3 separate regions of the Mus musculus genome follow, and regions 1 and 2 are each linked to region 3. A link is a loop called in an ENCODE intact Hi-C map of the cell type or tissue named here. Cell type or tissue: left cerebral cortex. All regions are shown on one strand.

The links. Peaks named below come from ENCODE experiments on the same cell type or tissue, not always from the same donor. Only the 100,000 strongest peaks of a DNase experiment are listed, where the experiment ranks them.
Region 1: a loop joins it to region 3, with 13 times the contacts of the local background. A loop is called at or near these places in 2 of 42 quality-filtered maps.
Region 2: a loop joins it to region 3, with 2.2 times the contacts of the local background. A loop is called at or near these places in 2 of 42 quality-filtered maps.

The regions. Positions count from the first base shown.
Region 1 is chr19:55,360,748-55,363,247 of GRCm38, forward strand. The region is part of intron 3 of Vti1a (vesicle transport through interaction with t-SNAREs 1A); the gene reads left to right. Among named protein-coding and RNA genes, the nearest start is that of Vti1a, 46 kb to the left of the region's middle. In left cerebral cortex, a CTCF peak has its summit at 942 (motif pointing right); a DNase peak (open chromatin) is centred at 2,045; H3K27ac peaks cover 825 bases.
Region 2 is chr19:55,575,092-55,577,591 of GRCm38, forward strand. All of the region lies in intron 7 of Vti1a (vesicle transport through interaction with t-SNAREs 1A), which reads left to right. Among named protein-coding and RNA genes, the nearest start is that of Gm41871, 120 kb to the right of the region's middle. In left cerebral cortex, no CTCF peak of the experiment used is centred here; a DNase peak (open chromatin) is centred at 1,299; H3K27ac peaks cover 388 bases.
Region 3 is chr19:55,521,611-55,524,110 of GRCm38, forward strand. The region is part of intron 7 of Vti1a (vesicle transport through interaction with t-SNAREs 1A); the gene reads left to right. Among named protein-coding and RNA genes, the nearest start is that of Gm41871, 180 kb to the right of the region's middle. In left cerebral cortex, no CTCF peak of the experiment used is centred here; DNase peaks (open chromatin) are centred at 1,160 and 1,925; H3K27ac peaks cover 743 bases.

The DNA of each region.
Region 1 (2,500 bases), 160 kb before region 3:
GTGCGCTGCTCAGGTAGTCTGTCACTTTAATAAATGTCCTCCTTCCTAGGCCTTTCTGCCTGAGTTATTCCACTCTTACCGCAGGACTGAAATGTTACCCAGCAGAGCTTTGTCCAAAGAGAATCACAGTGGCAGGATGGTGCTATTGATCCATCATTCATCTGCTGGGGGTCAGCACCAGCTTAAAGAAAATGCAAAAATCCCCAAGCTCTGTGGAGAGTGGCATTTTCTCGTGTGTGCCTGTAAATATTCTTGCATTTAGAGGAAGCAGAATATGGCATTTAAAAATATGTATGAGGAGAATTTTAGGTGTTTAGTCTTTTTTTCTATTGTATTTCTTCCCACTATAGTAGACATGATACCTCAGAAATGACCTGCCGGGCATGGTGGTGCACGCCTTTAATCCCAGCACTCGGGAGGCAGAGGCAGGCGGATTTCTGAATTTGAGGCCAGCTTGGTCTACAAAGTGAGTTCCAGGACAGCCAGGGCTATACAGAGAAACCTTGTCTCGGGGAAAAAAAAAGAAGAAGAAAGAAAAGAAAGAACTGACCTGTGTTTGGGCCCCTTTCTCAATTTGTGTCTTAACTCTCTCTCAGTTTTCCTTGACAACCCCTTCATGGAACTGGATGTCGTGGTCCCTTGGACTCTCTCTGACCCTCCGTTTTCATGGTCCATTGGAGTCTCATTTTTCTGCCTTCTTATTAATGTCTGAAGTCCTTGCTTTCAACTTTCATCCTCTTATTCTCTCATTAGTTTTATTTATCTTAACTCTAAAAACATGTTGTTCAATAAAACTTTGTAGCTTTATTCACAGAATTTCCCTCAACCTATCAGGAGCCTTTATGTCTTTTTTTTTTTTTTTAACAGATTTATTTATTTTTGTATCTAAGTACACTGTAGCTGTCTTCAGACACACCAGAAGAGGGCATCAGATCTCATTATGGGTGATTGTGAGCTACCATGTGGTTGCTGGGATTTGAACTTAGGACCTTCAGGAGAGCAGTCAGTGCTCTTAACCACTGAGCCATCTCTCTAGCCCCCTCTTTTATGCCTTCTTAAAAAATGTCTCTAACACTTTCAATTTTATAAATAATTAATGTATTTCTGTTTTTTATGATTAAATTATTTTAATAACTATAAATCTCTCCATTCTCTGTAGACAGATTTTAGGTTAGAGCTCATAAGATAGATTTTTTTTTAAAGTAAGAAATGTGATATTATTTCTAAGTATTTCCTCCTGATCAATATTTTCATTTGCTTTGATTTTTAAGAGCACTGTATTAATTATTGTATTTCAATATTTTATTACATTTTATTTTGTTTATTTGTTGTGTTTGTGTCTATGTGTGTGTGCCATCGCATGTGTACAATGTTTTCTGCATTGACGTCTTCTTTTGTTTGTTTTCTTTGTTTAGAGAGGGTATCACTACATATCCTTGGCTGGCCTAGAACTTAGTATGTAGACCAGGCTGGCCTCAAGCTTATGGATTGCTTGCTTATGTCTCCTGAGTGCTGGGACACAAGGCTACAGCCAGTGCCCTTTATCTACTTTCTAAGTGTTTTTTACATGAGCCATGAAGAGGTTTCTTAGGGGATACTTAGCTCCTGAGTTCACCATTTACCTGCCCAGTTTTAGAGGTTTACTGATTGTGGTTAAGCAGGCAAAACACTGGTCCCTGCCATTGTTCAGGGGCCATTAGTGACCCCTTCTTACTTTGCTTGTGTGTAGATCTGCCCATATGTCTGATGTCACATATCTCCAGAAACTGGGAGTGGAAAGGGCTCACTGAATTCTTGTTCCCTCTCACAGGGTAGAGAGTGTGATTGCTCCCCGTGGCATCCCTGTCAGCATCCTGGCCAATCCTTCTTCTCCCTTGGGAAACGGTTCAGTTGTTTTGGAAAATTCTGTAACCTTGAAAATTTCCTATTATGTAAGCTATCTAGCAAAATATTCATAGGCAAGTGCTGACGAGTTTTCCTAAAAATACAGCCTGAAGTTCTCTGCCACGGAGTTAAAATAAGACCCCGCAGATGCTTGGGAGGGTGCTGCTGGCGTGGTGGTGGTGGTGGTGGTGGTGGAGGTATGAGTATGACGAAGATGCGCGTGGAATTCCCCTTGCCATCTGCTTCCCATCTTGGTTCCTCCTTCTGACTCCCTCAGGTTTCCAGTACAGGTAACTACTGGGAGTGAGTTTTCATGCATTTCTCCAGATCTGTATGCAGACAAGAGCAAGTGTACATTTCCCGCCTCTCCTTCCAATGGAACAAAATGGTGCTTGGAAAAAGTGGCCGATGGTCTGTGTGATAGCACACGCAGCAGCTCTTCAGCCCTCGGGTAGGTCTGAGGGAGGTCTCTGTATCAGTGAGGAGCTGGAGCGTTCCTTTGCTTTCACGGCAGCAGAGAGCCTGTTTTATGAAGTCATCAATTGTATGCCATCAGTCACATGAACAGCTCCTTATTCCATCTCTTCTTCCGGGTAATTGACACAATTTTAAGTAT
Region 2 (2,500 bases), 53 kb after region 3:
ACAGTGGGTTTAAAAAAACAAAACAAAAAACAAAAAAACTCAGAACTCAGGGAAGGCAAGTGTCTCTTCCTAAGTCAAGAATAACCAGTCAGTGTCACCACAATTGCACATATGTAACCAGGAACTATAACCTGACAGAGATATGGAGGGGCCCCAGGAACATGCAGACATGAGCTCCTTCCCACTGTGCTCTAGGGAACCCCATAGACAAGGGCCACTGCAGAGTCCAGCCCAGCTCTGAGCACACCCTCCTCCTCTTCCTCCTCCTCTTCCTCTCCTTCCTCCTCCTCTTCCTCTTCCTCCTCTTTCTTTGTCTCATAGGCCATTCACCAGCCATAGCTGCTGAATTGAAATACTAAAGCTGACCAGCCACCTCCATGTTGCCCTTTCCCTCCTTAGAATCAGTTGCTTCCAGATATGACAGCTTGGCTCCCTCACTTTGGGGGTTCAACTCAGCCTTTTAGAACCTTCAGTTCATTCGCATAAACTGTTTTTTCTAATTATCCATTAAAATAGAGATGTTTATAGTTTATACATCCTGAAAACATATTTTACAATCAAGTTAGACATGACCTGACATGTATGCATACTTCACATAAAAGCTGGCAGCCCCTGGTCACTTTACCTGTGACATGCAGCCATAGAGTGTATATGTAGTCAATTATGAACTAACAAGTTATTTGGAAAAAATTTCTTTTCAAGGCTTTAATATCTGAAAGAACTATCCAAGAAACCTATTTTAAATATAATAATAACAGTGCCCACAATCCACTGCCACAAGGAACAGCTGTTACCCACATCACTGTTTTCAAGTCTGTAAAGGGACACAGTTTAGATTTTGTTTTGTCCATTTTTTTTTGTGAGTTCCCCCCCCCCCCCGCAAAGCTGCGGCTCACAGATGGGTATACTGTAAGCAAATGTTAGAAAATGACTGTCCCAGCCAGGAGTGGTGGCCCCCATGCCTGTGACCCAGCTGCTTGGGAGGCAACAGCAGGGTGATGGACGCCCAGACTAGCCTGGGTGACACAGATTTGTCTCAGAACAACAACAACAAAATAGTAAGCAGTTTCCTACTAGGATAAATCTTTACTCTTGCTACAAAACCTATACTATCTGTAATCTAATGTGGGTTTGATAACATATTCTGCAGTTTTTGATAAGAATTTTCCCATCATTTTTCCAGTGGCCATTCACAAATCAATTTGGTGATGAAAATTAGCTATTTTCTCCAAGTCTGGGAGAATAGACCATGCAAAGGCAAGTAGAGCCCACACTCCGGTTTGTGTTCCACCCACACGGTAGAGGTAGCAAGAAGAAGAATAAGCTTGTTCTCCGTGAATATATTTATATGAGAAGAATTTTTTATTTCTTTCTCTCCACAGATGGGAAAGCCTCAATTTCAGGCTATATCCATGACTTTGTAGGGCTTTAAAAAGAAAGAAAACTCTCCCAGGACGAAACCCTTGAAGTCAGAGCAAAGCAAACCATCAGAGAGCTTCCAGGCATCATTCCAGGGTCAAGTGTGAAACCATGAGAAGTCTAACAGCACAGGTAGTGTCTGGGAGGCAGGAGAGCCTAGCACACATGTCTCCACACCACAGGGCATGGCCCTGACTCGACAGCACCATGTCAGCAGGGTTACTTAAAACAGTCGGGTTGGCTTTCTGTTTGGGCCTTCTAGCTTCTGCATAAACAAGGACTCACTGGAAAGACGTTGAGCCCAGAAGAACAGACATTCCTTGGGAGGAACAAAGAAGCAGAGAGGGACGGTTGGCCTCTCGGGAAGTCATGAAATCTCCTATGTAAAGCATAGTAATATTTTTGTTATTACTTGATTTAACACTCCAGGAATTTAGCCCACGCCAGCTGTGAGTCTCAGGGCCCCCTGCTCATTAAAACTCTCCTCTTTCCATCCGGCCCCTTTCTACTGTTACTGTCGCCTGCCTATTGTCCCTCAATTGTCTGTGTAATTCTAGAACGTGCCTGTTCAGTTCCTCCACAGTGGTTCTTTTTATTCCTCCCCTTTAGATATGGTCTTAGTATGTGATAGCCTTCGCATGCTATGTAGACCAGGCTGGGTTTGACCTTATGGCAATCCTCCTGCCTCTGCCTCCTGAGTGCTGGGTCATAGGCATAAGCCACTATGCCTAGTTTCAGAAAGGCTTTTATTGTAATAGCATATTGTCTACGAAAGGAAAAACTCATTTTGGAAATGTGGAGAATGCCAAAAAGTATATTGGAAACAAAGTGTGACAGAAGTAAGCCGCACATTGCACTGCTGTTCAAGTGTCACTGACACCAAGCAGCTGGCATTTCCCACGTATCCAGTCACCCCGGACACCGGAGGCAGCGAGGAAGTGTCTACAGTCTACACCACTCCCTTCGACTCCCACTGCCACATCTCTGTCCCAGTCACCCGGCATTCACCTTGGCTCTGTTCATTCAGGAGCCGCCAGCATGTGCAGTGGGGCCTGGCCACACAAGATTGGCGCAGTGGGTT
Region 3 (2,500 bases):
ATCAAGGCAGATCCTAGCTGAACTTTACCACACAGCAGTATATACCACTGACTGCACATTGTCATCCGCCCCCCCTCACCCCCTCCACTGAAGTCCCTGCCATCTCTCCTGACGGTGAGGAGTGGTAACAGCTTTAGTGAAAGGTTCCCATGAGGCCAATGTGAGAATGTTCTAGCAACGGAAGTCGTCTAAACTTCTAGTCAAAATTAGTGATAAAAATCTTCCTGCTAGACTAAGATAGAATCCAGCCAAGGACAGAATTTCATAGAGACCCAGCGGGGTCCCCTGAGAGACTGATAACCTTTCTCACGTGTGATGGACGTGCTAATGACGAGGCTTCAAGCCAGTCCTCATATTTCAGTACCATTTCTAATGTATTAATCCATCATTATTAGCTATGCTAATTAAGAGTAACTAATTAATAAGATAAAAAAAAGCTGCCACACAGTCTTAACTGCCTCTGGAATTCTACACTTCATTAGTCTTTCAAACATTATCTAAATACCTGAGGGAGGATGTAGTCCCATTCAGATATCAAGCCCGAGTACCCTGGGGTGTGGATTAAAACTAACTACTGCACAGCAACTCTCCATCAGAAGCAGTTTAAGGGTAATTGCAGTGACACATGGCTTCTGAGATTCCCAGACTCAGGAATGGAGTTTGTGCCAATTCTTCATATGATGAGTCTGACAAGGTGCTGGGCTGGGGGATTCTCATGCTCTGCCTTTCACCTAATGGAAACACCCCAGGCCGCACTGGAGCCTTTCCTTCTATGTCCTCAAGGAAGTGCAACTCGGGAACACTGGAGATCTCAGCTGTGTAGCATGGTGACCCTGTGATGGCCCATGGGCTGGCCAACATCTCATGAATGTAGGTATCCATCTCTGTGCAGCACACTTTCTCATGTATGTATGCATGTATGTATGTATCTCTGTGAAGCACACTTTCTCATGTATGTATGTATCCATCTCTGTGTAGCACACTTTCTCATGCATGTATGTATGTATCCATCTCTGCGAAGCACACTTTCTCATGTATGTATGTATGTATGTATGGTATGTATCCATATCTGTGAAGCACACTTTTCCTTCTTTCCAGGTTGGGTTCAAGCCAGGCCTTAGTCATACTAGGCCCATCCTCAGCACTGAGCCACCCTCCCGGCACACACGTTTTTTTTAAACTCTAAGACTCTCCAACTTTATCATACAGTGTTGTCCATGAACTCATGGTTTAATGCACTCACTATGCATTTTTTATACATTAAAATAAATGCATAGTTTAAAATCTGAAATAATCTAAAGGTTACTGAATGTGTCACATAAAAAAGCCATCATCCACATGCTGCCTGAGATAAGCCAGGCCCTCCCTCCCTCCAGTGGCCTGCACACAGCATGCGGGAGTGGGGGGGCGGGGCATTGCTGTGTTGTCCTTGTTGGGTTCCTTGCCTGTCTCCCAACTCTGACATGGAGACCCTGGAGGGCAGGGACTGGCTTTCATCTCTGCATCACCCTGCCAGTGAGCTGGGCTCGTGATATGCATCCAATAAATGTTTGATGAATGAAAATCTCCCTTGTGATTAAAATATCATCAGCAAATACAAATATTTTCTGTTTTCTCTCACTTGGATTCCTAGCCTCTGATAAATTCTTGAAGTACAAAAACATGAAAGAAAACATAGGTAAGAACAAAATGTGTGGAGAAGAAGTAGGTTTGTCTGTCACCAGTCACTTCATTTCACATGATAAATGCCCAGCATCAGGAGCACTGAATGATAGAAAGTGTCAATGACTGGATCGGGCATAAATGCCATCACCTTCTGGGGTAAAATATCAAAGGCAGGAATGGAATCTTGTCCTATTGAGAGCCTCTGTGCATGGCAGTCTCTGGGAACAGAATGGACAGCAGGGGAGTGGGCGAGTGCGCGGGCAGGCAGGCCAGTGAGGAAAGGACACAGACTTCTGCAAGCGAATTTAACTCCCTGCTTTTTGGTAAAGATCTGTGAAGAAATGGGAAGAAGAAAAGTGTATCGTGTCCAGAAGCGTGTTGGCGGGTGGCAGCGTTGGTCTTTTGGGGTACATTTTTACTTCCCAACACCTTTAAACAAAGTAGATGAATCTGTACTTAAAAGTGTGGGTATCAGTTTGACAGTGGTCTCAGAGAACAAACACTTGAGGTTAGATCAGTTAACCAGAGTGATGACGTCACGCTTCACCCTTAACACTGGAAAGGTTTTGAAGTTTACCTTTCTACTGATTTCCATAAATGAGAAGTTTAAATTTAAGAAAGTACTTAACATTGTGCTTACTCTGAACCTCTCCACATGGTGTTTGCAGTTTTTAATCTACCCTCAAACATGTGCATTTAATTACAGAAAGGGGGTTTCAGTGTAGGGGTGAGTAATTCTATCAGCATTACTAGGGAGCCAGTAGGACAGAAAGAGCAGGGACAGCGAAAGGCAGAGAAGTTGCCTCATGACACTGGCAGGATGGAGGGAGGTTGG